Linked DNA regions of Mus musculus: all the other regions are linked to region 1. Evidence: chromatin loops called from intact Hi-C (ENCODE). Cell type or tissue: heart. All regions are shown on one strand. Links, peaks and the distances in the headings refer to the core of each region. The heading gives the core; the rest is flanking DNA.

Evidence for each region. Hi-C counts contacts between places; a loop is a spot of excess contacts. Peaks named below come from ENCODE experiments on the same cell type or tissue, not always from the same donor. Only the 100,000 strongest peaks of a DNase experiment are listed, where the experiment ranks them.
Region 2: it touches region 1 in a loop (8-fold over the local background); 16 of 42 quality-filtered maps call a loop at or near these places.
Region 3: it touches region 1 in a loop (2.3-fold over the local background); 2 of 42 quality-filtered maps call a loop at or near these places.

What each region holds. Positions count from the first base shown.
Region 1 is chr7:116,127,214-116,137,046 of GRCm38, reverse strand. It overlaps Plekha7 (pleckstrin homology domain containing, family A member 7), which reads left to right. Exons shown (of 27, transcript NM_001305185.1): 21 at 1-60; 22 at 1,026-1,129; 23 at 1,808-2,008; 24 at 4,271-4,426; 25 at 7,522-7,655; 26 at 8,354-8,493. Among named protein-coding and RNA genes, the nearest start is that of 1110004F10Rik, 39 kb to the right of the region's middle. In heart, for the core only: CTCF peaks have their summits at 2,446, 4,779 (motif pointing left) and 5,466 (motif pointing left); DNase peaks (open chromatin) are centred at 2,026, 4,776 and 8,576; H3K27ac peaks cover 1,509 bases.
Region 2 is chr7:116,318,655-116,328,487 of GRCm38, reverse strand. No RefSeq gene overlaps it. Among named protein-coding and RNA genes, the nearest start is that of Snord14a, 9.7 kb to the left of the region's middle. In heart, for the core only: a CTCF peak has its summit at 4,690 (motif pointing right); no DNase peak of the experiment used is centred there.
Region 3 is chr7:116,194,132-116,203,964 of GRCm38, reverse strand. The region is part of intron 3 of Plekha7 (pleckstrin homology domain containing, family A member 7); the gene reads left to right. Among named protein-coding and RNA genes, the nearest start is that of Gm44867, 92 kb to the left of the region's middle. In heart, for the core only: a CTCF peak has its summit at 4,864 (motif pointing right); a DNase peak (open chromatin) is centred at 5,404; H3K4me3 peaks cover 2,722 bases; H3K27ac peaks cover 5,454 bases.

The DNA of each region.
Region 1 (9,833 bases), core at 603-8,602:
CTCAGCCCTCCTTGAGCCTCGTGGGCTCTGAGAGCAGGTACCAGACGCTGCCAGGCAGAGGTAAGGCAAGACTGTGAATCCTTCAGGCACCTCACTCTTCTTTAGCACTCGCAGCCTCTACTCAGACCTCAGATCCTGGCCTGCAGCTTGAGTCTAACTGTGATTGTTGCTAAGAGGGAGGACAGGTCTGACCTCAGGAGTCGTTTGGTTTTTCTCCCTTTCTGCCTCCAAGAGCAGCAACAGTGATTGCCCTAAAGTCTGACAGTGTTGACCTGTTCTTTATGAGCCTCATACGCAACTGTGTTGGGAGGCGGGGCTATTATGATTCCCATTTTAAAGATCAGGAAACGGAGGCAGGTACTGGAAAGATTGCTTAGTGGCTAAGAGGCTGACTGCTCTCCAGGAGGACCCAGGTTCAATTGCCAGCACCCACATGATGGTTCACATCTGTCCACATAACTCTTGCATGATACACACACACACACACACACACACACACACACATACATGTACTCAATATCCATAAATAAAATTAAGAAAAAGAAACAGAGTGGGTACCAGTCTCAGAGCTCTGGCTCCAGATCATGGCAGCCTGCAGGCTGGGGTGCTGGAAACCGCCAGCACTAAGGCCACATCAGACCTGTGTCAGCCTGCGACTCAGGGACTTCTTCAGCCCATGGTCTCTTCTCTAGGCTCCCCGTTTATCCCTAGCTGGATTCTCCATGAAGCAGAGGGGCGAAGGTTCTTGTATCACGCTTTCCCACCTGCGGTAGCCCAGCACTTCTTGTATGGAAGCATAGTTAGGGTTGTGCACAGCTCTGTAGGGACAGAGGCCACCCAGGCCAACCCTCTTCTCTCTGTGTGTCCTGCCTCACCTAGGCCCAAGGAGAAAAGACCAGGGCAAGTGTGGTGTTTGCAGGGCTCCTTGGTCCCTCAGGAGAGGGGAGTGTGTGAGAAGGGTGATTAGGGAGGGCTGGGGGTGTCTCCAACCACAGCACACATACACCTGAGTCTTCCTTGCTTAGGGCTCTCAGGCTCCACGTCCAGGCTCCAGCAGTCGTCCACCATTGCTCCCTATGTCACACTCCGGAGGGGGCTGAATGCCGAAAACAGCAGTGCGACCTTCTCTGTAAGTGGCCATGGGATGTGGAGGGACTCACACTCCATAGAAGGAAGGGCCCCTGGGATGGCAGTGACCTCGAGCGAGTCATGGGGAACTTAGGATCTCCTCTCTCCCTCTCCTTCTCCCTCTCCCCCCTCCCCTCTCAACACACACACACACACACACACACCACACCACACCAAAAAGGCCATTACACTGCCATCTCTGTTTTCTGATGACTGCCAAGCCTGTCAGGGCGGTGAGAAGCCCAGGAGACCTGTACCCTAGGTTCACCCTGGGTTGCCAGCCTCGGGGTCAGCCTCTGCCCAGAAACCTCATTAGGACGAGGGGCATTGGATAATTAGAGGAAGTGATTTTCTGTGGCTAGGATGAGCCCAAAGAGTGTATGAGAAAGAGACCAAGCAGGAAGAGGACAGGGGTGTGTGTGGCTTAATTGGTAGAGTATTTGCCTAGCATGTACAAGCCCCTGGGTTTGATCAGTCCCCAACACTGCATACATTAGGCTTGATTGTCAACACCTGTAATCCCAGCATTTGGGAGGAATAGCTGGGAGGGCCAGGAGTTTAAGGGTTATCCTTGGCTAAGTAGTGAACTTAAGGCCAGCCTAGGCTGCGACCCTGCACTAGAAGCAGGAAGAAGCAGGGCCTCTCGCTCCATCTCCTCTGTGTCTCGCCTCCTCCTCAGAGACCCAAGAGTGCCTTGGAGCGTCTGTACTCGGGGGACCACCAGCGGGGCAAGATGAGTGCGGAGGAACAGCTGGAGCGGATGAAGCGGCACCAGAAGGCTCTGGTCCGAGAGCGCAAGAGGACCCTGAGCCAAGGAGAAAAGACGGGTCTGCTCTCAGCCCGATACCTCAGCCAGCCACTGCCAGGAGATCTCGGCTCAGTATGTTAGGCGGGGCTGGGACAGAGGCCAGAACTTCCCCGAGTCCCCCAAGCAGACGCAAGTCCCCTGCCAGGGTGACTTACTTGGTTGACCGTCCCAAGGGGCTGCTTGTCCACAACTCCAGCCGCACGTGTGAGCTGGCCAGAGGATGACCGGGAAACAAAGCAGTAGGGAGGTCTAGCAGCAGAGGCCTCATCCTTTCTCCACGCTGAGTGGGAGGAGGCTCTGGGCTCAACGAAGGACTTGAGAATGTAGGATTCCAGTAGAGCAGATGGGAAGGAACGGTATGATATGCAACTCAACCACACAGCCTCCCAAGCAGATCCCGCAGCCAGGGGAGGCAACTCAATAAGGTGCTGGTGGTCTCCCACAGCCCGCGGGGCTGAGGCCTCAGGTACTCAGGAGGGCTGGGGAAATTGGTGCTGCCCCTGGTGGCTGGCGCTGCACCTGCCCACGGTTGCCTTAGGCTCATTGTGGGGACATTGCATTTGGCTTTGGGGTTTGGAGCCCCCAGTTCCCCAGCCCTCTAGCCTGACTGCTCCCTCCCTAATTCATTGCACAAGCTCCTACGCTTCTAGTGTCTGCGCTCATTGCCTCTAATCCTGCCTGATTGTCTCTACAGACGCTCTGAATTGGTACTGGCCCCTCTCTAACCAGCCAGTGCTGTCTCTGACCAGGCTTGTACTAGCAGCTCTTGGCTCCCTAGACTAGCAGGCATCCCTAGGTGTTGCTTACCTTCCCACTGCCCTGCTTTGTGTAGGCCAGCTGACTGATAATTCACCCATCCAAAAAGCTGCTCTGTGAGGACCACGGTCATTAGCAGTGGTCTGGGCATTGGGGATTTACCGATTCCATCCATGCCTTACCCTGGACAGTAAATATCAGCTTTAGAGAGTGCGTAGTCTGAAGCCATTTGGTGGTAACTCCTCCTATCCCATCATGCAATTCCTTATTGCTTTTGTAATTCTTATCTAGTAACTTGAATAGATAGCAAAATAAACTGTATTCAGAGGGCCTCTCTGCAGCTGTTAGTCACCAAATGACTAGAATAGTGTCTTTAAAAGCTATAAACCCATTAACTTTTAAGTATTATAAGTAAACATCAGAACCCTGACTTTCTACAACCTGCTGTCTGGGATACAGAGAGTATTTCCGATCCACAACTCCAATCCTTTGTGCTTTTTCTTTGGGGGAAAAAAAGGCTTGTGTAAGTCTCGTCAGCGCCAATAAACATATTGCTTCCCATTACGGATTGGCGTGGTTCTTCCGCAGGGTAGTTTGCAGAGTGCGGTGAACTTTTGCTGTTTGTGGAAGCAATCAGGCTGGGTTTAAATGAGGACTTGTCTCTTTTTGAGCACTTGTGAGCGTGTAAGGAATTGTGTGTTTTCTTTGTGAACCATTAAATTTATCCCTGGACTTCAGTTGCCTAAGTCATCCAAACTGTAATTGGAAAACCATCAGCACACACAATTCTGTTGGTTTGCTACGGAGGACCCGAGCTTGTGCATGAATGTGTGGAGCGTGCTGACATGGCGACAGGATCGGGTCGGGGTGGTTGTGAGGTATCTTTGGCTGCTGGGGTACTGTGAGATGAATGGAGTGAGAGAGAGGAGGTGACCTGAGGCATTAAGTATCGTCTCATCCTCACAAGAGAGTCCTTTGTTCTTTTAAGGTCAGAGGTCTGAAGTGAACAGGAAGCCATCTTGGAACTGCGCACACGTGCCTGGGTAGATTTTTCCCTCCTGGGAAGAGACATTGATACAAAGTTGCCACTGTGAAACAGCCTTGGAGCAATTCCCTCTGATCTCACTTTTAGTTTGTTTTCTATTTTAAGGAAACTGTCTTATCTCAAATGGTTATCATTTTCCACGGCAGTTTGCAACACTGGTGGTCAACCAACTCCTTGGTACTGATTGGAACTCTCTACCAATTGCTGGGTCCCTGTGGACCACTGTAGGCTTAAAGTCATGGGTCTTCCTCCAGGACCCTACGGATGCACATTTGAATACTCAGAGGTCCTAGATCAGAGCACAGCCAGCAGTGTGGAAGAGGCCACAGGACGAAGGCAGAGGCCAGTTTTCAGTTACACACACACACACACACGCACACACACACACACACACACACACACACACACACAACACAGCTATGACACTTGCCTAATGTCTCAAAAGTCCGTCTTCCCAGGTCCTTAGGCCTCAGGGCCCTGTGTGGTTCTTGAATGGGTCGGAAAGTGAGGTTAACCCTCTCCTCTGTTGCCAGTGGAAGCGAGAACAAGAGTTTGACCTGCAGCTGCTGGAACGGGCTGCTCAGGGGGACAGAAAAGACAAAGAGGAGGGCTGGCTGAAAGTGCAAGCCACACCTGTCATGGAGTTGGACCTGGAGCCACAAGACTATGACTTGGACATCAGCAGAGAGGTGAGGATAGGGGCTTCCTTCATGCTTTCTAGAAGTCACCAGGCAGGGTTCAGCTTCACTGTTGCCCAGGAAGGTCCGGACGCTTGAGATCGTAAAGGCGTCCATGTTCTAAATCACACTTAAGCCTATTTCTGATGATGTGGGGAGAATTAAGTGACTCAGCATGTTCCCAAGAGGATTAGAAAATGTTCCCTGGATCATTAGTGGTGGCCCTCGAAAATGACCTCTTAGGCAGACTATCATACGTGGTGGGAAAATACAGGGCAGGTCTGAAAAGTCACAGGAGACATTTCCAGCCGGGACTGGAGCCAATTTCGATCTGAACTCTTCTGCTGCCCTCTAGTGGCCCACTTGCCTCATGACAGGTCAGGCCTAGGAAAACAAGGCAGGAGAAAGGAAGGGAGGGAGGGAGTGCCAGGCAGTCTTCTAGACATCTCTGGTCACCTGTGGTCTGTGGGCAGTGTCTGCAGCTGTTTCAGTCCTTTGTGTCCCTAGCACTAGGATGGCACGCAGTAGGCATGCTATAAATGTCTGCTGGTGGAAGACATTGTTATATGAATTTCCAGTGCCCCAAAACATTTGTGTAGGAACTTGGCCTGCTGCATTTTTCCCAGGTGTAGGCTGAGTTTGGGTGAGATTCTAAGTCTTCCACAGGTGCCCTACTTAGGTAGAGGGGGAACTTTGCCACTGTGGTTGTGTGTGTGTGTGTGTTAAAATCTGGGTCTCACACATGCCAAGTACATAGAACTACATACCTAGCCCTCCCATTTCAAGAGACAGGGCAGATCCATTTGCAGGTTTTTGTTTTGTTTTGTTTTTCCCTTTGAATGGTTAGGGATTCATGGGGGAAAGGAGCTCTGAGAACAAAGAGAACACTGTAGGTAACTCGGTACTTGAGTTTCTAGGTTCTTGGTTCTTGCAGTCAGTAAATTCAGCCTCCTGCCCCAGGTCTTTTTCTCTGACAGCCTAAACAGTAGCTGCCAACAGTCTGGCGGCTTTCTTATTCACAAAGAGCCTCCATGTGCTCTTGGCAATGCGAGGCTGCCCTCTGCTGTCCTTCCTTATCTCTAACCTAAATCCTCCTGCTACAATGCAGTCTACTTCCTACTCTAGATCTGTCCTGGTCGGATGACAGATTTTTTTCTTGCCACCTTTCAACAAACTGAAGGGCCACATGGGTTCAGTTCTGCTACTGAGACCAAAATCCACCTAGTCAAGGGGGAAGAAAACTATCTTGAGGCAAATTAAGATGACATTTTGAAAATCGCAAGCTTAAATATTCCTAAAAGCGTGGACAGAGGTTTTCAGAACTTTAGCTAGCAGGTTAAAAACAGGGATTCCCACTGGTGCTGGGGGAAAACAAAATTAACTTTTTTTTTTTTAATTTAAAATGTACTGAGACAACCAGTAGAGTTGGTTCTTTCCTACCATGTGGGTCCCCAAGATCAAACTTGAGTCATTAGCCTTGGCAGCAAGCAGCTTACCTACTGAGCCATCTCTCAAATGCACAAATTTAACATTCTTGCAGGAATGGGGTGCTATGAAGACTGAATCTGTATATAGCATGGGGGAGGGGCCTTGTCACCAGAGCACTGTCCCAGAGGAAAGAATGAGAGAGCTTTTAGGAAAGGTAACTTAGATAAACCTGCAGAGTCAGGCTGGGGGCAGGTGGAGAACTGAAGAGAGGACCATCAGTCTTCATCCGTTAGGTGAAGGTAAAAATCTACGCTCTGCCCAGAAGTACGAAAAGCACCTTGGTTATTAACCGGTTGCATGCTGTCACTGCTGGTTCAAGCTTTTCAGTCAGTCAGGTCTGACCTGTACGCCCCCCAAAGTCAGAAGTGTGTTTGAGATGGGAGAGGTTTTACTACGGTTATGTCAGCTCACCCATCCGTTTTGGGTGGTCTCTAAGCTGCCTGGCTCTGGTTCGACCTTTTTTTGTTTGTTTATTTGGTTGGTTAGTTGGTTGGTTGGTTGGGCTTTGTTATTTTCTGTTTTGAGACAGGACCTTTCTAGGTAGCCCTGGCTGGCCTGGAACTCACTGTGTAGACTAGAGATCCACTTGTCTCTGCCTCTCCAGTGCTGGGATTAAATACACGTACTATCTCACAGCCCTGAAATAAGACTTCACTTACTGAAGTCCTATTTCAGTGCCAGATCCCTAAATTAGAGCAGAAGAAAGCTCCTTAGGTGGGAAGGACACCAGAGCTCCCACTGAGCCCGTGTGGCTGGAGGGTCGGCTCACTGGGGCTTTGAGTGTAGCACTAAGGATCAAGTGCTTCCTGTGAGAGTCTCAGCGTGTTGCCTGCCTTCTGTTTCCCTTTCCCCTGGCCTCTAGAAAGCCGTCTAGTGTAGCAGGAAGAGCATGTGCTTCGGTATGAGACTCAGGTTCGAGTCCTTAGTTCCACAACTGATTCTTTTGATGATCTTAGCAAGTTTCTTCTGGGTGAGCCGTGGGGGACAGGCCTGGAGCAAGAGTGGGGTTGAGGCATGTCCAATCCCTAGAAATCTTGTCCTGATATTGGCAGGATCATGCTCCCTCCACACCCCCAAGACAGACAGACAGACAGAGAGACAGACAGACACACACACACACACACACACACACGTACACTGACTGGGCCTGCATATCCCAGTGCACGTAGACATTTGCCACACCAGAGGAGGTCACATAGCCCAGCAGCCAGGTTAAACCTCTTTTCCTTTCATAAGATCCTGGCCAGCAGCACCTGGAATTCTTCCTTATGCAAATGAGGCATCCCCGGCACCTTTGGCCCAGCCAGTGATGCACACTCAACCGCAAAGCCTTTACCCACTCCTCAGAGGGTTAAATAGCCTCTGTTTCTCCCCAATTAAACAAGCACTCAGTGAAGCCTGTCTCCCTTCCCCTGAGGTCTCCATCACCCCGTCACCATCATGCTCTCAGGCCACCAGTCTGATGGTGGGCGACTATGCTGTTAAGGGAGGGGGAACAGGGTGGGAATGACATCTGTAGACTTTGATGCTTCCTCACAGGGTAGGAAGGGTGGGAAAACATGTCTCAGACCAGAGCATCTGCGCTTACCCTCCACCCTGCCACCTGATCCTCTCCCCAGCTGTCTAAACCAGAGAAGGTCTCCATCCCCGAGCGATATGTGGAACTAGACCCCGAGGAACCACCCAGCCTGGAGGAGCTGCAGGCACGGTACCAAAAGGCGGAGAAGATACGGAATATCCTTGCCCGGTCAAGGTCAGCCCCTACTTGCTCAAATCTAGAAGTCTCACAGACTCCATCTCAGGTGATAGCTCAGCCATGAGAAGACCCAGGCCAGGCTGACTGGTAATAATTTGCTAGGCTTTGTTTCAAATGAATTCTTCTGAAGGGGTCAGCCGGTGCTCCAACAGGAAAGCTTGCCTCAGTTACCAAAAAGGTGCTGAAGAACTTATGAAGGGTTCCCATCCCAGGTCCATGTCCCCAGATCTGTCCCCAATGACTGGCAAGTGTGGGCCATTTCGCTAGACAGTACTGAGGCGGACTTAGTGGATGTCACTTCACTGATGGTCCTCTTAACACCTGTGCCCACACTCCATTATGGATTCATAGATGGGCCCGGCCTTTACCCACTTCCTGAACCTGAGCTTGGACAACAGGAAGTGGTTTTTCTGACCTCTGAGCTCTCCTTTCAGAGTTACATTAACCATTTCATATCTGGATTTATCAGGAATCCCCAGCCGGAACCCTTAGCTTGAGGCCTACAGGAGGAACTGAGTTGTGTTCTTTGTGGGTTTAGGGAGAAGTAGGCGTTCTTGTCTTGGAAGAAAAGGGGCAATGCATATCTGATGCCCCTTAAAGTGTTGAAGAGTCACCTCCCTGCAGCCAGGGAGATACATGTGGGGCTGATGGTGGGGGGTGTCGAGACTCACAGCCTTCTCTCTGATCCCCAACAGCATGTGCAACCTGCAGCCACTGGGCCAGGACCGCAACAGCCTGGCCGACCTGGACTCGCAGCTGCAGGAGCAGGAACGGATAATCAACATTTCCTATGCCCTGGCCTCTGAGGCCTCGAAGCGCAGCAAACAGGTAGCAGGTAAGGCTGTGGGTGCCACCCTCCAGGGCCCAGTCCCCTGCCTGCTGCTCTCAGTGACATGTCCTAGAACCAGGAAGTTAGCAGATGTTGGCAGGCCTGCCTGACCCAAGTGACAGAAGAGCTGTCCATATCTGCCAGCTCTGAGACAAGGTGACAGGGACATTTCTTTCCTTAGGAAGAAGGGGCAGACGTGACACTGGAGCAGGGCTTTCGTGGTGGGGCAAAGCAAAGAGCTCCTCTGACCTCTGCCTAGAAACCCTTCCTTGGTCCCCAAGCCAAAGCCACTCACTCACCTTGTCAGTGACCTATGGCAGAAAGTAGGAGAATAAGAATTGAGGCTTGGCCAGCCTAGCCAAAAGAATGTCACCACAGAAGCAGCACACGGCTGCTGTGTTACATATGAAGGATGCTTTAAGCATGTGTCTGTAAACCCGGTGGTCAGGAAGCTGAGGCAGGAGGATTGCTGGAATGAGACCCTGTCATAAAGAAAACGGTCAGAAAAGGGGCTGTGGACTCCTCCCTCTGTTCACATCTCCCTTTCTGTGGTAGCCTTACAGTTTCCCTGGTATAGTTTGCCCCTTATATGGAGGCCATTGTGTCTTTATGTGGTGTCCCTGGCCAGCTATACGTCTGAGACGGACAGTCAGAGGACTCAGAGTGGTACCATTCTATCTCCCGGTCCTCTAACACACCTGGCCAAGTGTGAGGCCAGCGGGCCCTGTGGCTGCCAACCCTGGGGAGTCTGGAGCAGCCTGGGCATCGCTTTTGGAGGCCTGTGAGTGACAAATGATGACACAGATGCCAGACTCTCGGGAGCAGCCTGTTCCCTGTCCTGATGCAGCGCAGCTGCTAGAATACAGCCTTGTGTGGTGCCTGATTCCCACCTAGGGAGGTGTAGACAGGGTGATTGGGATTTCAAAGTCATTCTTGATTCTATAGCAAGTTTAGGCCCAGCATAGACCACACCATGGCCCTGTCTCAAAACCAAACTAGACTAAAGCAGAGTCTCTGGCCCCGTTCTGTCCAAGGCATATAGAGGGCTTGTGTTGCTCTGTGGCTGGGACTTAGGCAATCCTATCTCAACGGCCTTTGCGCCCCTCCCTGGGAGGCTGCCCCTGCCCTCCAAGCACCACCTCGTGCTGTGCTTGTGCCCACTCTGCCTCCACATCTTAGGTGGTACCCAGGGCCTCTGGTATGCTGGGCTGACCCACCAGTCACTGAGCTACAGTCCCAGCTTGCTCTCACTCTGACCAATCCCTTCTGCTTCCTCCCTCACAGCTGATGACCCCAGCCCTGACCTCTTGTTCCACACCTTTCTTTGCTCTTGCTCTCTTCCCTGA
Region 2 (9,833 bases), core at 1,323-9,322, 190 kb before region 1:
GGAACTCACTCTGTAGACCAGGCTGGCCTTGAACTCAGAAATCTGCCTGCCTCTGCCTCCCGAGTGCTGGGATTAACGGCATGCACCACCAAGCCCGGCACCCCCATTTTCAATTCTCTTTTTCAGGGCTTATTTGCACATTAGACTTTCTGGTCCCTCTAGTTTTCTTTTTACTATTTATTCATTTCCATCTTATTCCCTTGCAGGTTTCAATGTTATCTTTTAATCTTGATAATTTTCTGTTTTACTTCCCTTTAAGTGCAGAGGTATGCTGTCTACCTGATAGACAGTGCTTACCTATTTCTGAGATGTAGAAACACCACACTGCTTGGCTTTACACCACTAACGGGGGTGATACAGTACGGTGGCTCGTACTTCCTACCCAGAGGAGCAGGCACAGATGCTCAAGAGCAGAGATAACAGGAAGTGACGTGAAGTAGGAAGCGTGCTTGCATTGACAGAGTGATGACAGTTTTCTTGAACATAATTTTTCTCACAAGTCTAATTTTTAGTAAAGTTGATGTTTAACTGGCTTGCAGGATTTCTGGCTTTTTTTTTTTTTTTTTTTTTTTTTAAAGATTTATTTATTTATTATATGTAAGTACACTGTAGCTGTCCTCAGATACTCCAGAAGAGGGGATCAGATTTCGTTACGGATGGTTGTGAGCCACCATGTGGTTGCTGGGATTTGAACTCACGACCTTCGGAAGAGCAGTCGGCACTCTTAACCACTGAGCCATCTCGCCAGCCCCCTCTGGCTTTTTTTATAACTAAGAGTGAGTTTCTCTGTGTGTAGCCCTAGCTGTCCGGGAATGACCTCTGTAGACTGGCCTTGAACAAGAGATCCACTTGCCTCTACCTTCCAAATGCTGTATTAAAGGTGTGCACCACCACCGCCTGTTGGATTTCCGATTGTTTTTTTTTAATGCAAATCAACAGTTGCACAGCCTCTGACATTTCCGTTCCATTTATTTGTTTGTTTGTTTGTTTTGGTTTTTTGAGACAGGGTTTCTCTGTGTTGCCTTTGCTGTCCTAGAACTCACTCTGTAGACCAGGCTGGCCTCGGCCTGCCTCTGCCTCCGGAGTGCTGGGATTAAAGTGCCACCACTCCTGGCTATTTATTTATTTTATGAGTACATTGTTGCTGTCTTCAGACACACCAGAAGAGGGCATTGGATCCCATTACATGTGGTTGTGGTTGTCAAGAATTGAACTCAAGACCTCTGAAAAAGCAGTGCACCTAACAGCTGAGCCATCTCTCCAGACCTGGATTTCTGAAAATTTTAACAGTTGGCTCTTGTGAGCCCATAGAAGCCAGCTCTAGAGCTGGGCATGGTGGCGAATGCCTTTAATCTCAGCATTCAGGAGGCAGAGGCAGGTGGAGCCCTTGAGTTTGAGGTCAGCCTGGTCTACAGAGTGAGTTCCAGGACAGCATGGGGAAACTCTGTCTTGCCCACCACCACCCCCAAAGAAAAATTTGTACCCATTTTAATTTTGAAATTCTATTTGTTTGTGATTGTGTGCATGTATATATGCATGCCAAGGTAACTGGAGAGGCTAGAAGACAATTGATTCTTTTCTACCATGTGAGTTACAGGAGGTGAACTCAGGTTGTTAGGCTTGGTGGCACCTTACCTGCTCAGCTGTCTTCTCAGCCCACCCCTAATTTTTAAAAGCTGATGTATTTATTTTCATTTTGAGTGTCTGTCTGCACCACATGTGTGCAGTTCTGGAAAGTTAAAAACAGTTGTGATCCGGGCTGGTGAGATGGCTCAGTGGGTAAGAGCACCCGACTGCTCTTCCGAAGGTCCAGAGTTCAAATCCCAGCAACCACATGGTGGCTCACAACCATCTGTAACGAGATCTGATTCCCTCTTCTGGAGTGTCTGAAGACAGCTACAATGTACTTACATATAATAAATAAATAAATCTTTAAAAAAAAAAAAGATATCATTGTAGGAAACCACTTTGTAAACTTTAAAAAAAAAAAAAAAAAAAAAAACAGTTGTGATCCTCCTCCATCTAAGGGTGGGAATTAAATCCCGGCCCTCTGAAAGGACAGCCAGTGCTCTGGGCCATCTCCACCCCCATTTTAAAGACAATAAAATTGCCAGGTGTAGTAGTCTGAGCCTGTATCCCAGCCTTCAGGACACAAGCAGGAAGAGTAGAACAAGTTGGAGACTGCTGGTCTACAAGCAAGTTTTAGGCCAGCCAAGGCTACGTGATAGATACCCTGCCTCAAAAAGTCAAAACAAAACAAACAAATGAGGGTGAAAAACCTGAGGCTCAGGAAAGTAATTAACTGTGAGACTCACTCAAGTCACAGAGGTGTCTAGAGTTCTGTCCTTACAGCTTTACTGTCATGGTACTTTCTGAGGTTTGTTTGTTTGTTTGTTTGTTTGGGTTTTTTTTTTTGGTACTTTTTGTTTTATAAAATATATCTGGTGCACACCTTTATCTCAGCACTGACAAGCCAGAGGCAATGGTTCCTCTGAGCTGGACCCCAGCCTGGTCTATGTAGTTACAAGCAATGAAAACCTGTCTTAAGACAAGGGGCTGGAGAGCTGGCTCAGCGGTTAAAAGCACTGACGGCTCTTACAAAGGTCCTGAGTTCAAATCCCAGCAACCACATGGTGGCTCACAACCATCTGTAATGAGATCTGATGCCCTCTTCTGGCATATCTAAAGACAGCTACAGTGTACTTACATATAATAAATAAGCCTTTTTAAAAAGACAAGAATTATAAATATAATTACTATATTTTTCTAGAAAAATCAACACACACACACACACAAAAACAAAAAACAAGCAAATGAAAAATGAAAGAAGAAAGGTAAAAAAAAAATCCATCAAGTTAAGTGACTTTAGCTGCCACCCTACCCACTTCATTTATTTTCCAGGACAGGGTCTCTTTGTATCCCTGCCTGGCCTGGAACTGACTATATAGCAGAGAATAAAGAACCCCTGATCTCTTGCCTCCATCTTCCAAGCACTCGGAATGCCTTGGTACCCAGCTAGGTCCTTTGATCTGGGGAGGCAGGATACTGGGAATGGGGTCCAGGGCGTTTGAACAGTGTCACTGCAGAGCACTTCTGTCTCCACTGTTCTCTTAACACTGTCAATCTGTCTGATGGTGTTACTAATATGTACAAATCAGCTTGCTTTAGTCAGAAATGGGGGTGGTTTTCTCAGCTCCACGCTGGTGCTGTTTCTGCCATTGTAACCTTACCTCCGTCACCTTGCTTCTTACACCGTTATGTGTTGCTGTGGCTACAAACCAAATGAAATGTTTAGCTGAATTCCCAGGTCAGGATAACGGTCCCTCCCTGAGGCAGAGCCATCTGGGGAGTTTGAGCTCGGGCTAACATTGCAGTTCTAAGTAAGGTGGCAGGCTTTGCCATAGTTGTCTCCATGGGGCTTTGGGTTTTTTGTTTTGTTTTGTTTTTTGGTTTGGTTTGGTTTGGTTTGGTTTTTTGGTTTTTCAAGACAGGGTTTTTCTGTATAGCCCTGGCTGTCCTGGAACTAACTTTGTAGATGGCCTCAAACTCAGAAATCCACCTGTCTCTGCCTCTCGAGTACTGGGATTAAAGGCGTGCACCACCACGCCCGGCTCATAGTTGTTTTTTAATTGCCAATAATTTCTTTAAATCTCTGTGGGGTCCAGAATTATGAAATCAGCCCGTTCACTCAGCAAGTGTTTCTAAGCTTGTCATTTTAGTGACAGGCTTCAATGAGGAACATTTTAGGAGCTAGCTGCATAGCTAATGAATTGGCTACATCATGTGTATTGGGTGCCTGCTATAAACAGAGCTCTATGCTAGGTGCTGATGAGATGATCACAAATGATCGTGTACCTTAGAAGGTTCACAGACTGCTGGACATGGCGGCACACACCTGTAATCCCTCCATTTGAGAGGTACAGGCAGGAGACTCAGAATTTGAGATCATTTTTGACTATTTAAGCTAACTGAAGGCTACTCTGCTTAAGGAGACACTGTCTCAAAAAGACTCAAGACTGTTGGTGCGGGCTTTACTCATTCAGTGTGGAAGCTTTGCGCTGGAGAGACTGCTCAGCAGTTAAGAGTACTGACTGCAAAAAAAAAAAAAAAAAAGAGTACTGACTGCTCTTCCAGGTCCGGAGTTCAAATCCCAGCAACCACATGGTGGCTCATAACCATCTGTAATGGGATTTGATGCACTCTCTGGTATGTCTGAAGACAGCTAGAGTATATATATGTGTATACTTCTGGTTGCTGCAGGTGCCAGGCATGCATATGCTACACACATACACACATATGATTTCTGAGTTCAAGGCCAGCCTGGTCTACAGAGTGAGTTTCAGGATAGCCAGGGCTACACAGAGAAACCCTGTCTCGAAAAACCAAAAAAGAAAAAAAAAGAAATAAAATAAATTTAAAAATATATATATATATGTTATATGTATATATCATAATGTGATTAAATATATTTTTGTTTGTTTGTTTTTGTTTTTCTAGACAGGGTTTTTCTGTGTAGCCCTGGCTGTTTTGGAACTCACTCTGTTTTTTTGTTTTTTTGTTTGTTTGTTTGTTTGTTTGTTTTGTTTTGAAGTTTTCATTCTCCTGCCTCTATTTCCCCATGCTGGATTACAACCCAAGACAAACCCTCCAAATGAGACAGGCAACAGGCTTTGCACTGCCGGGGAGCCCAGTAGAGGGCAGCAGGGGCCTGGCTGGCCCAAGCTTCCTTTCAGTCTCGAGTGACTGAGCCTGGACAGTCTTCTGGAGGAGAAATTAGGTTCAGTACTGAAGAAGGAAAGTAGAAAGTACCTTGCGGCCTTGGGAGAAGATGGCCTGCATAAAGCTGGAGAAACGAGGATTGATGCACGGAAACAAACGTGTGGGGATGGAGATAGGTTGCGGGCCAGTTAGACAGGGGCTGTCTGTTTTGTATATGCAGCTCAGAGTGCCTGACTCCCACCACACTTAGTGAAACTCAGAAATGGTGGTGCAGCCCGAGGGGGGGAGTGAGGTCAGGAGATGAATGGAGGACAGAAGAGAAAGACGGGTTTACTGACTGAACACCTACTAATGCCACGTGGTCATGGGTCTTTCAGTTCATATTTTTGTTAATTTTTAACTGTATGCTATGTCTAAATATTTAAATGTTTTTGTTCTTTGAGAATTTCATGCAATTTTTAAGTTATGATTTTTATTTTAAATGTATGTATGTTTTAACTGTGTGTGTGTGTGTGTGTGTAGCATATGCATGCCTGGCGCCTGCAGCAACCAGAAGATGGTTTAGATCCCCTGGAACTCTACCTACAAATGGATATGAATCACACCATGCAGAACTGGGAATCGGAATCGAACTCCGGGTTATCTGGAAGAATAGCTGATGCTTGTAACTGATGGAGCCATCTCTCCAGCCACACTAAATATTAAAAAAACTACAATTTCCTTTTAAAGTTTCAGGGCTCAGTTGGTAGCATTGAAATGCACAAAGTGGGTTCAGTCCCCTGTGCCACATAAAACCTGGTGTGGTGGTAACTCAGCTGGAGTTCCAGTGGAGGCAAGAGGTCAGGAATTAGCCTCTTCATTCAAAAATCATCATTCCAGGTTATCCTCAGGTGGTAAACAGCCTGAGTTCCAGGCCATCATTAGGCACACCCTGAGTTCCAGGCCAGCCTGGGCTACACTAAATGAGAGATTCATCCATGTTTTCTTCTTTCCTTTCCTTTCCTTTCCTTTCCTTTCCTTTCCTTTCCTTTCCTTTCCTTTCCTTTCCTTTTCTCTTCTCTTCTTTCTTTCCCTTCCTTCCTTCCTTCCTTTCCTTCTTTCTTTCTTTTCTTTCTTTCTTTTTTAATTTTTTTTTATTTTTTGAGACAAGGCCTCCCTTGCTGGCCTGGAACTCCCTTTGTAGACCAGGCTGGCCTCAAATTCACAGAGGCTGGCCTGCTTATCCCTCCTGAGTGCTGGGATTATAGGCCACCATGCCTGGCTCTTGCATATTCATTTGAAACATATGCATGTACCTTGCTGGGGCATCTGACACCTGCTGCTTCTCCAGTCTTTAGCAGCAGCATCCAAACTGTGACCTGTGGCCACCTTCAACTGTCACCTTTATTATTAAACAGGCAGAATCTCAGGCCTCACACTGACCCCCAAAAGCAGAGAAAGGGAATCTGCATTTTAACTAAGTGTTCCAGGAACTCTGATGCCTATTAAAAGTATGAGACATTGGTGTAGTGTGTTAGTTACCGTCTTGTTGCTTGGGCTGGAGCCCAGGGTAGCCCTGAACTTACACCGTATCTCAGACTGGTTTTGTCTCCCAGCCTTTCAAGTGCTGGGATTGCAGTCACTAGCTCCCACTGGTGGACTGTAAGAGTTTTATAAATATATATTCTGCACTGTTTGTCAGACAAATCCACAGTGCAGGTTCTCTCTCTGGATAGCATCAAATTTGAGGCCTCCCAAGTGCATGATGGGATTATGGGATTATGGACATATGCCTCCATACCTGGAGACAGGGTGTCACTGTGCAGTCCAGGCTGGCCTGGCCTGCTATGTAAACTAGGATGACACAGACCTATTAGCCCTTGCCTCCTGGATGGATTGAAGGCATGTGTCATACCATGCCCAGTCTTTTAAAATATGTATTATTATTGTATGTGTATGAGTATTTGCCTGCATATGTGTACCATGTGTATGCCTGGTGCCCATGGAGGCCAAAGGAGGATGCTAGATCTTTTAGAACTGGGGTTAGAGATAGATATGAACTGAGATGTGGATGCTAGGAACTGAACCCAGGTCCTGTACAAGAGCCAGTGCTCTTAACTGCAGAGCCATTTCCAGCCAGGCTTTTAAATGAAAGATTTACTTTATTTGTGTGGGTGTATAAATGTGATTGTTTGTGTTTTCAGGTGCTTACAGAGAACCGAAAAGGGCATAAGAGGCTGGGCAGTGGTGGCGCATGCCTTTAATCCTAGCACTTAGGAGGCAGAGGCAGGCAGATTTCTGAGTTCGAGGCCAGCCTGGTCTACAGAGTGAGTTTCAGGATAGCTAGGGCTACACAGAAAAATCCTGTCTCAAAAAACAAAAACAACAACAACAAAAACAAGGCCGAGCATGGTGGCACACGCATTTAATCCCAGCACTTGGGAGGCAGAGGCAGGCAGATTTCTGAGTTCCAGGCCAGCCTGGTCTACAAAGTGAGTTCCAGGACAGCCAGGGCTACACAGAGAAACCCTGTCTCGAAAAAAACCAATAAATAAATAAATAAACAAATAAATAAATAAATAAATTAAATTTCTTTCTTTTTAAATCCTTATTTCAGCTGAATGCATTTGGGCTGTGAGAAGCAGCAGGGGACCTAGACTTCCCAGAGGCCCAGGATGTATCTGAGTCTGCATTCGTCCTGAGGACTCTCTAGTTGCTGCTAGAAGAGTGAAGTTTTAGATGAAAACTCTTCTCCTTCCCCTCCTCCTGCCCCATCCTCTCCCTGTCCTAGCTTCCACCCTACTTTCTTCCCTCCCTCCCTCCTTCTCACCCTACTCCCTCCCTCCCTCCCTCCACTCTGTGCTGGGGATTGACTCCAGGCAAGTGCTCTATCCCTGAGCTCCCCAGCTCAAGATCAAAACCTCTAATATATGTCCAGGCTCACAGATGGAAAGAAAAGATCCAACACATATATACGGGTGAGGCCGACCTTCCTTAGCAAAGTGTGTTAGCACTGGAGGTTCACAGACACATTACTTAATCTTCTCTATAATTCTTCTCTTTCTTTATACTAGGGATGGAGCTCAGAGCCTCAGGCATCGCTGGCAAGGGCTCTGCCACTGAGCCTTAAGCACCTCTTTGTAAAACGTTATTGCTCCTGTTGTATAAATGTAGGTACATGTCTGATAACTAGTGGGGTAAAGACTGAGAATTTGTGCCTGTGGTGGTTTGAATGAGATGCCCTCCATAGTCTATAAGGCATGTGAATACTTAGTCCCCAGTTGGGAGTCCAGTTTGGGCTGGAGGAAGCATGTCTCAGGAGCAGGCTTTGAGGTTTCAAAGCCTTGTCCAATTTCTAGTTTGCTCTCTGTGTTTCCTGCTTGAGGTTTAAAGTGTGAGCTCACAGCTGCTTCAGTTTCCTGCTGCCGTGCTTTCCAGCTGGGATGGTGATGGGCTCTTATACTCCTAGAACCAGAGCCCAAAATAAAGCCTCCCTTTATTAAAATAGGATGTTTTATTCAGCAGTGGCATAGCAACTTATACATTGTCTTATGACACTGTTTAAAAAATAACCTTTAAGAAAAAGATTTATGCCGGGCGTGGTGGCGCACGCCTTTAATCCCAGCACTCGGGAGGCAGAGGCAGGCGGATTTCTGAGTTCGAGGCCAGTCTGGTCTACAGAGTGAGTTCCAGGACAGCCAGGGCTATAAAGAGAAACCCTGTCTCGAAAAAAATAAATAAATAAAAATAATAAAAAAAAGAAAAAGATTTATTAGGGGCTGGAGAGATGGCTCAGCGGTTAAGAGCACCCACTACTCTTCCAAAGGTCCTGAGTTCAATTCCCAGCAATCACATGGTGGCTCCCAACCATCTGTAATGGGATTTGATGCCCTCTTCTTACCAGAAGACAGCTATGATGTATTCATATATATAAATAATTTAAATAAATAAATATTTTTTTAAAAAAGAAAGAAAAAGATTTATTGCCAGACAGTGGTGGCACATGCATTTAACCCCAGCATTTGGGAGGCAGAGGCAAGCAGATTTCTGAGTTTGAGGCCAGCCTGGTCTGCAGAGTGAGTTCCAGGACAGCCAGAGCTATACAGAGAAACCCTGTCTCAAAAAACCGAAACCAAAACCAAAAAAAAAAAAAAAAAAAAAGAAAAAATATTTATTTTTATTCTATGTGCATGACTGTTTTGCCTACATAGTTGTATGCGTACCATCTATGTCCCTGGTACCTGTGGATGTGAGAAGAGGGGCCAGATCCCCTGAAACTGAGTTAATGACTGCTGTGACTATCATGTGGATAATGGGATGCAAACATGAGGTGTCTACAAAAACAGCCAGTACTTTAACCACTGAGCCATCTCTCCAGCCCACCACATGGCTCTACATCTTTGATGCTTACGACCTCATTAGATTGTTGACAAGCAGAAAATATCCAGCAAAATACCACAGCAGGGGTTGTTTTAAGAGCAATTATGGAGGCTTGGGGGTGAGTGTGCTGGAGAGATTGCTCAGCAGTTAGGCAATTGGGAAGAATGTATTGCTCTTCAAAAGACCCAGGCGACTCAAAACTTAAGCTCTAGGGCATCCAACAGTCTCCAAGAGGAAACCACGCTTATATTTATGTAATTGAAAATAAAGACAGTTGAGGGCAGTGAAGAGGACTTGCTCTCCTCCAGCAGACCTAGGATCGGCTCCATCACCCACATTAGATGGGGTAAGCTCAACTCCATGGAATCCGACACTCCTTTCTGGCCTCCATAGGCATGTGCACACACCCACATGGACACACACACTTGCACGTAAGTTTTCAAAAGCATAAAAAGGGAACACTCACACATTGCCTGTTGACTTCCATTCTGGGACAGATTGCAGACATAGTGATGGTGCTATAAAACACCACCTAGTGACACTATACTCATCTTTGAGGAAGTCACTCTAGGATATGTCTATAGGATGAAATAAAATCACCCAAATATTTCTACAGTCAGAGTCCTTTTAGGTAACACAGGCTACCTTAAACTTGTGATCCTCCTGTCTGAATCTCAATAGAGCCAGGGAGAGAGACACCACCTCCACACTTGGCTCCAAGGACACACTTCTTACCCTCTGTGTCTGTTGTCTAA
Region 3 (9,833 bases), core at 968-8,967, 67 kb before region 1:
GACGTCCAGAGACTAGACATAGGGATTCCTACTTCTCAAATGTCTTTTTCATGTTTGGGAGTGGAAATGAGTCACTGGAAGATGGATTTTGTCTAAGGCAGGAAATTACTTAAAAACGAAGTAGGATGGGCTTCCCACCAATCCTGTTTTCAGGAACTGCTGTTGGCGTGCGTGGTTCCATAATTCCTGTGACCTCCAGCCATTCTCTTCACCTTCCTAGGCCTGTTTCCTTATCACAGAGCAGAGACTGGATGAGGTCAGTTGGAGTAGATTTCAGCTCTAAAATCTTTTGTCTTTTAAAAAATTAAATTAAAGTTTTAAAGTTTATTTTGTGTGTGTGTGTAGGCTTGTCATACCAGGCCTGTGGATGGATGCCAGAGAACTGCTTGCAGCAGTTGGTTCTTCCTCTACCCGTGCGGATTTGAGGAGTGTGTAAACCTACTAACCATCTCTCTGGCCCTCTAAACTTTGAATACTGTGATTTCTGGAAAACAAGGGCTACCCTACTAAGAAAACAAGTCACTCCAATATGACTTCATCAATGGGGAATTTGCTGCTCTTGACTAAGACAGGTTATCATTTGTGGAGATCTAAACAGCTTTCCTGTTAATCGTCTTTGGTAGGATATAAGGTCTGAGCTTATACTCCTGACTCCATTATAAACTGTTGAGATGGGGGGAAACACAGGGTTGGAAAGTAGGTGGCTCTCAGATATTTATGTATTGAGTGAGTGAATGGCGCGTATAAGCTGGTTCCAGTCATTGTGAACAGCATCTTTCAGGTCTTGTCACCTAGTAAGAGCCTTTTAAGATTCTTCCTGAATGCACATTAGTAGTGGCAGCTTTTTCTGTGGCTTTCTGGACCCAGGACCAAGCTGTCAAGGACTATATTCTGACCTGAGGTCTAAATGCCATATTCAGTGTTAGGGGAAGTGAGCGGTCTTATCCAGGGAGCACCCGGCCTCAGAGATGCTTTTCTGTTCCCAGAGTCCATGTTGGCGGTCTGTGGGGACTTTTGGTGTCTGTCATCAGAGTGGCATCCACTACAACCTCTAGGGATGATGCTGGTGGCAATTTGCCGTGTAATCTTTGGTGGAGACGGGCATGGTGGTCTGGATTTAGCTGTGCTGTCGCCTAGGCATGGAAGATTAAGGGCAAGTTCCCAGTAGCCACTAAGATTCTTCCAAATATGACAGATGGTATAAGTTAGTAGATTTGTTTGCTTGATAAGAAAGAAAATTTCTAGCCAATTTTTGCCGTCTTCCTTTGGTTCCTACTCTCATGCAAGATTCTTCTAAACATACTTGCTAAAGGAAAGCCTCCAGTTGTCAGTACTGTGTGCCCCAGCCCCAGCAGGTGCACCCAGCCTGAGGTCCAGGGCGTATGGCCAAGGACAGCTATGAAGTTGGCCTCGCACAGAGTTGTAAACTTAAGTAAAACTTGATTAGGTTATTTTTCAAAGACTCCATTGTGAACTTTGTAGGTGACAGCACAGCCTTGTGTCGCAAGTTCAGAGGGTAGGGCTCGCTGAGCAGCTCTAGCTCGGGTGTTTGTGCACTCGCTCGTTTCTTAACGACTCATACCAAGGCTTTGTCTTTTGTTTTCCCCATTCTGGCTGAGCCATGGATATAAAGAGGTTAGTGTGAGAAAACTGGGAGTGTGCAAGTGATGACAGATGGGCTCCCAGGTCAACCCTGGGAGCAGAGGGTGTGGTGGCGACCACAGCGACCACAGTAAGCTGAAGGTGGGTCTGCTTGGCAGCCTTGCAATAGTGCTTGCTTTTCCAAGGTGACCTGGATTTGAGACATATATGTGAATGAGAATGGCATTTTTGGCTTTTAAAATTCTACTGGATTTTTAACCTCCTTGGAACTCAAATAAAACTTGTCCTGGGGTCATAGTAGTTCATAGTCATCAGTGTGCAATGCCTGCTATGTGTCTGGGTAGGTTAGCATATGGGATGGTTCCAGGGTCATCTCTGTATAAAGGGTGCTGAGGGCCCTGGGAGGTATATGGAGGCGGTGCTATGTCTGTTTTTTGCTGTGGACATGGAGGAGTCCGTGTTATTATATAAAGTATAAAAAACAACTTGAGGAACATACATAGTATTGTATGTATATGTATATACATATACATTTATGTGTATACATATACATTTATGTGTATGTGTGTGTGTGTGTGTGTGTGTGTGTGTGTATGTGTAGGTAGATATGTAGGTAGGTAGGTAGGTAGGTCTGGGAACAACTAATGTGAGTCAGTTCTCTTCTTCTATGGGGTCCTAAGGACTGGATTTAGGTAGTCAGGCTCAGGGGGAGGACCTTTACCTGTTGAGGTATTTCACTGACCAGCTAAAAATTTAAGTGCCTAAGGATTCCATAAATGCAAACAGCAATAATGGCATAAGGATTTCTCTGGCACAAGTATTTGCCAGATTGAACAGTGGGTTGGAGGCAGGAAAGGGGTTTTGGTTCCTACCCTTCTGGAATATGCAGCTCTTGAGTCTGTTTTGAAAAGCAAATCAGAATTTGGGAACTATGTCATTCTAGTCTAAGCCTTCAGGTGTCGCTTAGGCCTGAGGTGACCAGAAAGGGCCACTCAGAAGAAAACAGACCTTGGAGGCTTCCCAGAATTCAGCAGGGAAGATGACAGCTACAGTCATGCTCAGGGGCTGGAAAGACTAAGTGACTGGAGCTGGTGGACAGTTAATCTGGCAGGAGCTGGGGCCTATGGAGTTGTGAGATAGAGAGGCAAGGTGGGTGAGGGGAGGCAGTGCCAAGAAATCTGGTTTTCAGCACCGCTGATCTGGCAGCAAGGACAGCCAGGCCAGGGTCATGGGAGCAGGGCCACTGGGCAGAGTGGAGACAGTCTGTGTGTCCCTTCTAGCTCTCACATGCCTGTCACTGATCTCTGGTTGGGTGCTGCTGGTGATGGAGGGTTAAACCCAGGCACCTGATGACTAAGCCCAGGCCACTTCCTGTTCCTGCCCTGGCTCCTTGGCATCTGACCCACTGGGGCCAGAGGTGGCCTTTGCCTGAAGTGTAAGCTGGAAAACTAAGCCCCCACTTGCACTAACTTGAATTTTGGTCATGTGATTACAGAAGGGCTCTGGGCTACTTTCAGCTCTGATTTCTTTATTTGTTAAATGGAAATAGCTCAGTCTACCTTCAAAGGTTGTTGCCCTTACAACGTGGTTTCTAAATATAGCCATGTTTCAAGCTTGCATTGGACACCTGCTCCAACCTGGGTGTGTGGCACAGATGACCACATCTGCCTGTCCTATTGGATGTGAGTGCCAGTATTACGGGGCAGATTATGCAGTAATTGTTTATCCCCAAAGTACACATAATGCTAAACTAAACACACAGTAGGACCAAATAAGTATTAACCATATGGGGTTTGGGCTTGTAAGCCTCATTCAGTCTTCATAGCAATTGATTTGTAGTTAATTATGATCTTTTGTAGTTAAAACATTCTGTCAAGGAAGACAATTGTGAGGCTGGCTCCTGGCCGCTCATGATTTTTTTAAAAAATATTTTTCTTGCTGGGCGTGGTGGTGCACGCCTTTAATCCCAGCTCTTGGGAGGCAGAGGCAGGCGGATCTCTGAGTTCGAGGCCAGCCTGGTCTACAGAGTGAGTTCCAGGACAGCCAAGGCTACACAGAGAAACCCTGTCTCGGAAAAAAAAAATTTTTTTTTCTTTATTTGGGGGAATAAAGAAAAAATGTATACATGTATACAATAGAAACTTCCTGTTTCTGCCTGCCAACTCCTCTTGTATATTCCCCAGTGTGCCCCCTCCCACCTCATGTCTTTTATTGTTGTCTGGATGGCCCACATAGTCCAGTTAGTGATGCCTGTATGTGGATGGCTCTGGCCCATTCAATGGAGCGCCCTCAAAATGAATGTTCTTCCTCCACCTGCTGTCTGTCAGTAGTGGCTCCCCGTATAAACTACATGACTACTTTATGGTGTGGTTATGGGGGCGAATTATATTGGAGACATGAAAGACAGAGAACAGCCAGAGGCATCTGGAATAGTCCAGAGCAGAGAAAGAGAGTTCAGAGCAGAGCACATGGCTAGGGCTGTGTGTCGGAGAGTAGAGAAGAGCAAGGGGGAGAGAGAATAGAGAAGGAGGGAGAGGGAGGGAGGGAGGGAAGGAAGGAGGGAGAAAAAGAGAAAGAAAACACACACACACACACACACACACACACACACACACACACACACACACACACAAGAAATAACAGGGCTATAAGGAGACTAAGTAGCTGGTGGAAGGGTATCCCACAAGCTGGAGGGAGTTTAGTGTAGAGGAGGTGAGAAGGTCTAGATGTGATACTGAGGGAGCCCGAAGGCCAGCAAGCTTTGGTGTGCTGACAGACACCACGGACAGCCATTTGTCCCTTCTGCAGTATGAAGAGAAATGACTCCTTTTTGGTAGAGGGTAACTTTTTGTAGAAGGCTTTGGCTTCCCTAGTTCCTGGGGAATGCTGGCTCTTATCTAACCTGCAGAAATCCTCCAGTAGTGCAGGCTGAGCCCCTCTCTGGATATCTGGGCTGCCTTTTAGAGTCGGGGGATCAGAGTTTCCTTTGGACCTGACTTGCCTTAGTAAGGGTTGATCTCTTTCATTTTGCAGTGCCAGGCTCCCATTCTGTTTTACAACTTGTTTTACTCCTTTAAAACTATTTAAAAAAAAAAAAAAAGACAACAACCTGGATTTCAGGACCCAAAGCTTTTAAGATGGTAACAGATACAAATTTTAGAAAAATTGTCACTCTAAACAGACTGAGAACAAAATCCCCTTTATTTTTTCTCAGTAATTATTTCTTGATCTCCTACTGTGTGCCAGCATGTGGCAAACTCTAGAGGGCAGCCTTGTAACAGTCTGCAACCCCCTCTCCCCTTTAACCTGGTGCAGCTATCTCACCTACCCCGTGATCTCTGTAGGTTACAACGAAAAAGCCACTATTGGTCTGTGACCTACCTCAGTGTCAGTTTCCCTTTCTGTCTCCTCCTACTTCTTTTGGGAGCAAAAGCTTCCTGCTTAAGATTTGTCCTGAAGGAGCCGTAGCCATTCCCAGGAAGTTCTGAAAGAACCTTGGAGCTTTTCCAGGCAGGTAGGTGGATGTGGTAGCAGTGTTCTCCACCAAGAATGGGCTTGGTTTTAGGGCTGACTTTAGCCCCATGCTGAATGGAGAAAACTCACTGGATGGCTCTTCCTGACGTTATGGTTAGAGACGTTAGGCTATGTCTAGATGCTAGAGGGAGCCAGCCTCACAGGCTCCAAGAACACTTTGGGTCCCATTGCCTACAGTGCTTGCCTGGCTGTGCACAGCCAGGCATCCTCATTCCCTTTGGCCACAGGGGGTGGAGCCTCAGAGCTGAAGCTGTGTTCCTGCCTGGTATCTGGTTTTGCTGGGGCGTGGAGAGGAAGGAGAATGAATGAGCCGGGGCCAGAGTGACTGCTGGATTGTAACGCCTGGTAGCAGCCCTGGAGAGGTGAAGCTGAGAAGGAGAGAGAGAGAGTAGGCAGCTGGGAGCCTTCCTCTCGGTCGGCCCTGAGCAGAGAGGGCAGTTTCATGAGACTACCACCAGGAAAGACACAGTTCTGAACATGGGGCTCAAAGCGAGTGCGGGCCTGTCTGCAAGAAGAGAACAGGTGAGTCCCGTACGGGTCTGTAAGGATTCAGTGGGCGATATATTTTGGTTCCTGAAGTTTTAGATGACCCAGGAGTGCCTCTGCTCAGCAAGAATGCCATTTAATTAGGAAAAGTAGGACAAAGGTGTCCTGAACTCTTATCTCCCTCATGTTCTTCCGAACAGTATCCTGTTGGCAGCTGAGGAGGGGACAGCCCTTTGTGTTTTAAGTTACCTGTACTGTTGTTGAACTTCAGTCTGGGTTTGGGCGGATGGCAGGAGTTTGAGAAGAACCTCGGTCACCTAAAATGTCCTCATTGCCTGGGAGAGTCTTATAACACCTGGCCTGCCTTCTCAAGTGGCTGCCAAGTCACTGGCCTAGGGAAGCATTGAATGGAATTATAAATGGGTGTCCTGAGGTAGAAAATGTCTTCCTTGTAATTTCAGTACTCTGTGTCTCTGGCCGGTGGTCGGGGAGGTGGGTTTTCTTGGCCTGTAGTTTCTGCACCATGGGGACAGACCCTCTGAGGGACAAGGGTGTGCCTGCTGATCTGAAACCATTTTGTCTGGCAGGCGAGTTCTTTAAATAGATGTTAACAGTGATCTGGGGGTTGTGTGTTCTTTAACTCAAAGGAGGAAAGCATGTGCTTGGGTCTAAGTCTTTGCAGGCTTCTCCTGCTGGAGTTGCCGCACAGAGCAAGGCAGGTCGACACCTCAAGAGCAGTTCATAGCAAAGGAAAAGCTCAGCAGGCCCCAAATGCGGAAGTGTTTCCTGACGGCCTCCTCATAACCTTGCAGAGTTGGTTTATCTCCACCGTCTACAGATAAGCCCAGCCCTCATCCACTCATCCCAGGTCATGCATGCATGGAGCAGGGCTAAGGTTTGAACTCTGGGCTGTGTCCAATCTGATCTGCCTGGGTGGCCTCTGCTGATGGGGAGCCCAGGGTGAGGAAACCGGAGCCCTGAGCGGTTGTGAGGAGTTACTGCTAACAAGGCTGATACCAGCTTCTATTACCTTGTTTCTCTGAAAACTTCCTTCCAGAAGGGGATGGGCTGTCTGCCTTTGATTTCCTCATTCTAGTAGGAGTTTGCCTTTAATCTTTTCATTCATGAGCACAGGAAGCCAAAATGAAAACTCCCTATTCAGCAGGTGGAATTCTAGGTATGCAGCCCTTTGTGGGATGTGGGGTACAGGCAAGCTTCAGCCAGTCAGGTGGCTTGCTTGGCTTGGGAGAGGTATTTTACAAATGGAGTGGCCACTGAGTGGATCTGAAAACCTAGAGAGAGAGAGAGAGAGAGAGAGAGAGAGAGAGAGAGAGAGAGAGAGAGAGAACACGCAAGCTTTCCAGATCATACTAAAAGCCATCACTCTGCTCTGAGCAGGAGATGAGGAGTACAGAAATACCTCTTTCCAAGGTTGGCAGTCACCATGTGACTCTCTTAGACTCTCTCAGTGCCTTTTGACACTGAAAAGGCAGTAGTACCAGAGCACCCCTCAGCATTCAAGTTCCGCCTAGTCTGGGGTGGGTATGAATGAGATGGGGACAGTGTGGGTACTAGGAGCCCAGCACTGCTGCATTTCTGGTCCCCAGGGCTGGTGGGTATTACCAGCACTGGCAGAGGATTCTTTGCCAGGGAACCCTGGCCCACTGGCCCATCCCTGGGACTTTATGAGATATTGATAGACTCTACACAGCCTCTTGCTGAAGGTGGCTGGTGCTCATTCCCAGGCTGTTGAGGTAATAGTTCAGGTGCCTTCCCCATGAGCATCCCTCCTCCCATGCAGGAAGTGAAGTGCAGAGGATATACTGGTGGAGGGAGCAGAGAACAAAGCAAGAGCCTTCATAGCTGTCTCTGAGCTGAGCTTAGCCCCACATTCTGTCTCGTTCATGAAAAGGAGACAGAGGCCATGTGCTCCCACCCTGAGTGTCCTTAGCTGCTCAGCAGTTTCCTTTCAGGCGCTGGATTCATGCCTTTCTGCACTGAGGGCATTAACCTTCACCTTGGGCCTGAGGGGCTTCTGGTGTGTAAGTGTCTCTTTATTCTGCCCATAGAAGGCACCTACATCCTGATGGCCAATATCTGTTAGGTTCTTGTCTCTTGAGTCTGAATTTTTGCAGGCTCAGACAGCTCATTTATTTCACTTGAAGATCACAATCCAGTCCCCCACCCCTTTTCCTCATCCATGGAGTCGAGAAATACTTGTGTGAGTACCTCCTGGGTGCCAGACACCCCTACTGGCTGATACATAAGTGAGAAACATTACAGCTGTTAATAGCTGAAATTGGCTGGTGCGTGTGAAGTGACAGTGAGAAGGGCCCAGGAGGTGATAGCCCTGCCCAGGTCTAAAGGACAAGGTGCTAGCTCCATGGACACAGACAGGCAAGGAGCATGCTGACTGCGAGGACACAGGGTGCCAAGTAAGAAAGGCCTGAGTGTTGAGGAAATGAGGTGGGCAGGGACAGAAGAGTATTTGAAGAGGCTGCTGCTAGGCAGGGTCAGATCATCTAAAGTTTGGTTTGGTTTGAGACAGATTCTCATCATTGAGGATCTTGAACTTCTGATTTTCTGTTCCACCTACTGTGTGCCAGAGAGCCAGTTTATGTGTCCACCTACTGTGTGCCACAGAGCCAGTTTATGTGGTATTAAAGATGGAACTCAGGGCTCAGTGGGTGTTGGGCAAGCACTGTGCCAACTGAGCTATAGCCCTAGCCTGCCTTCTAGGATCTTATAAGCCAAGGCAAGGAGTGCATTTTCACTGTGCATGGTGTAGTGAGGCTGTCACGATCTCTCTTACCTTACAAGACCCGAGAGCTTCCGGTGAAGTCACAGAGGCTGAGACAGAAGAAGCAAAAGACGTGCCTAGGAGCTGTTACCAAGACTACTAACCAGGAGACAAAAGATGAGCCTGCTTGTTACAAGGCAGGAATCACAGTGTACTTGAGAGGCTGAGGCAGGAGGATCTCAGGTGCAAGGTCTGCCTGGAGAACAGAGTGAATTCAAGGGCAACCTTGGCAACTTAGTGAGACCCTGTCTCAAAGTAGAAAGTAAAAAGCAGGCTGGCGACACCGTTGGTTTTTTATGACAGAGCACTTGCTTCCTGTGCCCAGGGCCCTAGGTGCGATCCCTTGTGGGGGATGGGCTGGGGCTGCTGCGTGTATGTGGGTCAAAGGCAAGCAGATGGAGAAGGTGAGGGGATGCAGAGCATCTTTGAGAAGAAGCCAGTAGTGCTCACATGTGCACCACAGGTGGAAGTTAAGATACAGAAAGGAACAGAGAACGACTCCGGTGTTTGAGGCCATTGCTACGGGAATACTTGCTTTGGGGTGAAAAGGGTTTATTCTCCTTTTGTTAAAACTTAGATGTCTGTTTATTGTTACCATAGTCAAGTCTCAGTCAGGTTAAACATTGAGCACCTTCTGTATGCTAAGTGTATATGCCCCTTTATTTTAACCCTTCTTTAAATGTCTTAGGAACATTTGAGAATCGCACTTGTAATGCCAGAACCAAGGCTTGGAAGAGGTGAGGAAGCTTGCTTTAATCTGAACCCAGCTTCAGCTCCAGCTGTCTGGACTGAGTGGTTCCCAGTGTTGAAAGAGATGGGTTAGTGCTGAGTGGATAGCTTCCCCTTGGGGGACAGGATGGGGCCATATACTGGCTCATTCAGGATCCCCTGGCTACGGGAAGAGGGGCTGTCAGAGGAGTGGCTGTCTGTAGCGAGCTGTTGTCAACTGTGGCATATTTAAAATTCTGCAAACTTGAAAGACCATTCTGCCACATTATGGTGGCACTTTCTGTTAAGTGAATAAATTAGTAAAAGTGCTAAGCAAAATAAACCAAAGGAGCTTAGGAAATGCAAAGGAGGCACCGCTCATCTAGCCCAGGCTGGCCTAGAACTCACAAGTGGCTGAGGATCGCTTGGAACTGCTCTACCTCCTGAGTGCTGGGACTATGGATGTGGGCCACTAGCTTGTTTATGGGGCTTGGGATTGAACTCACAGCCTAGTGCTTGCTAGGCAAGCACTCTCCCAACTGAGCTGTATCCTCAGCTCTTGAAGATAGTTTCTCCTGTTGATTACCACCACCTCTCCATTGAGTAGCCCAGATGAGAGCCCCTGTAGTGAAGGCAATTTCTTCTCATGCTTGGAGTTTCGGTTTTTCAGCACTATTAGGTGACCCACAGTCCATAGTTCTGT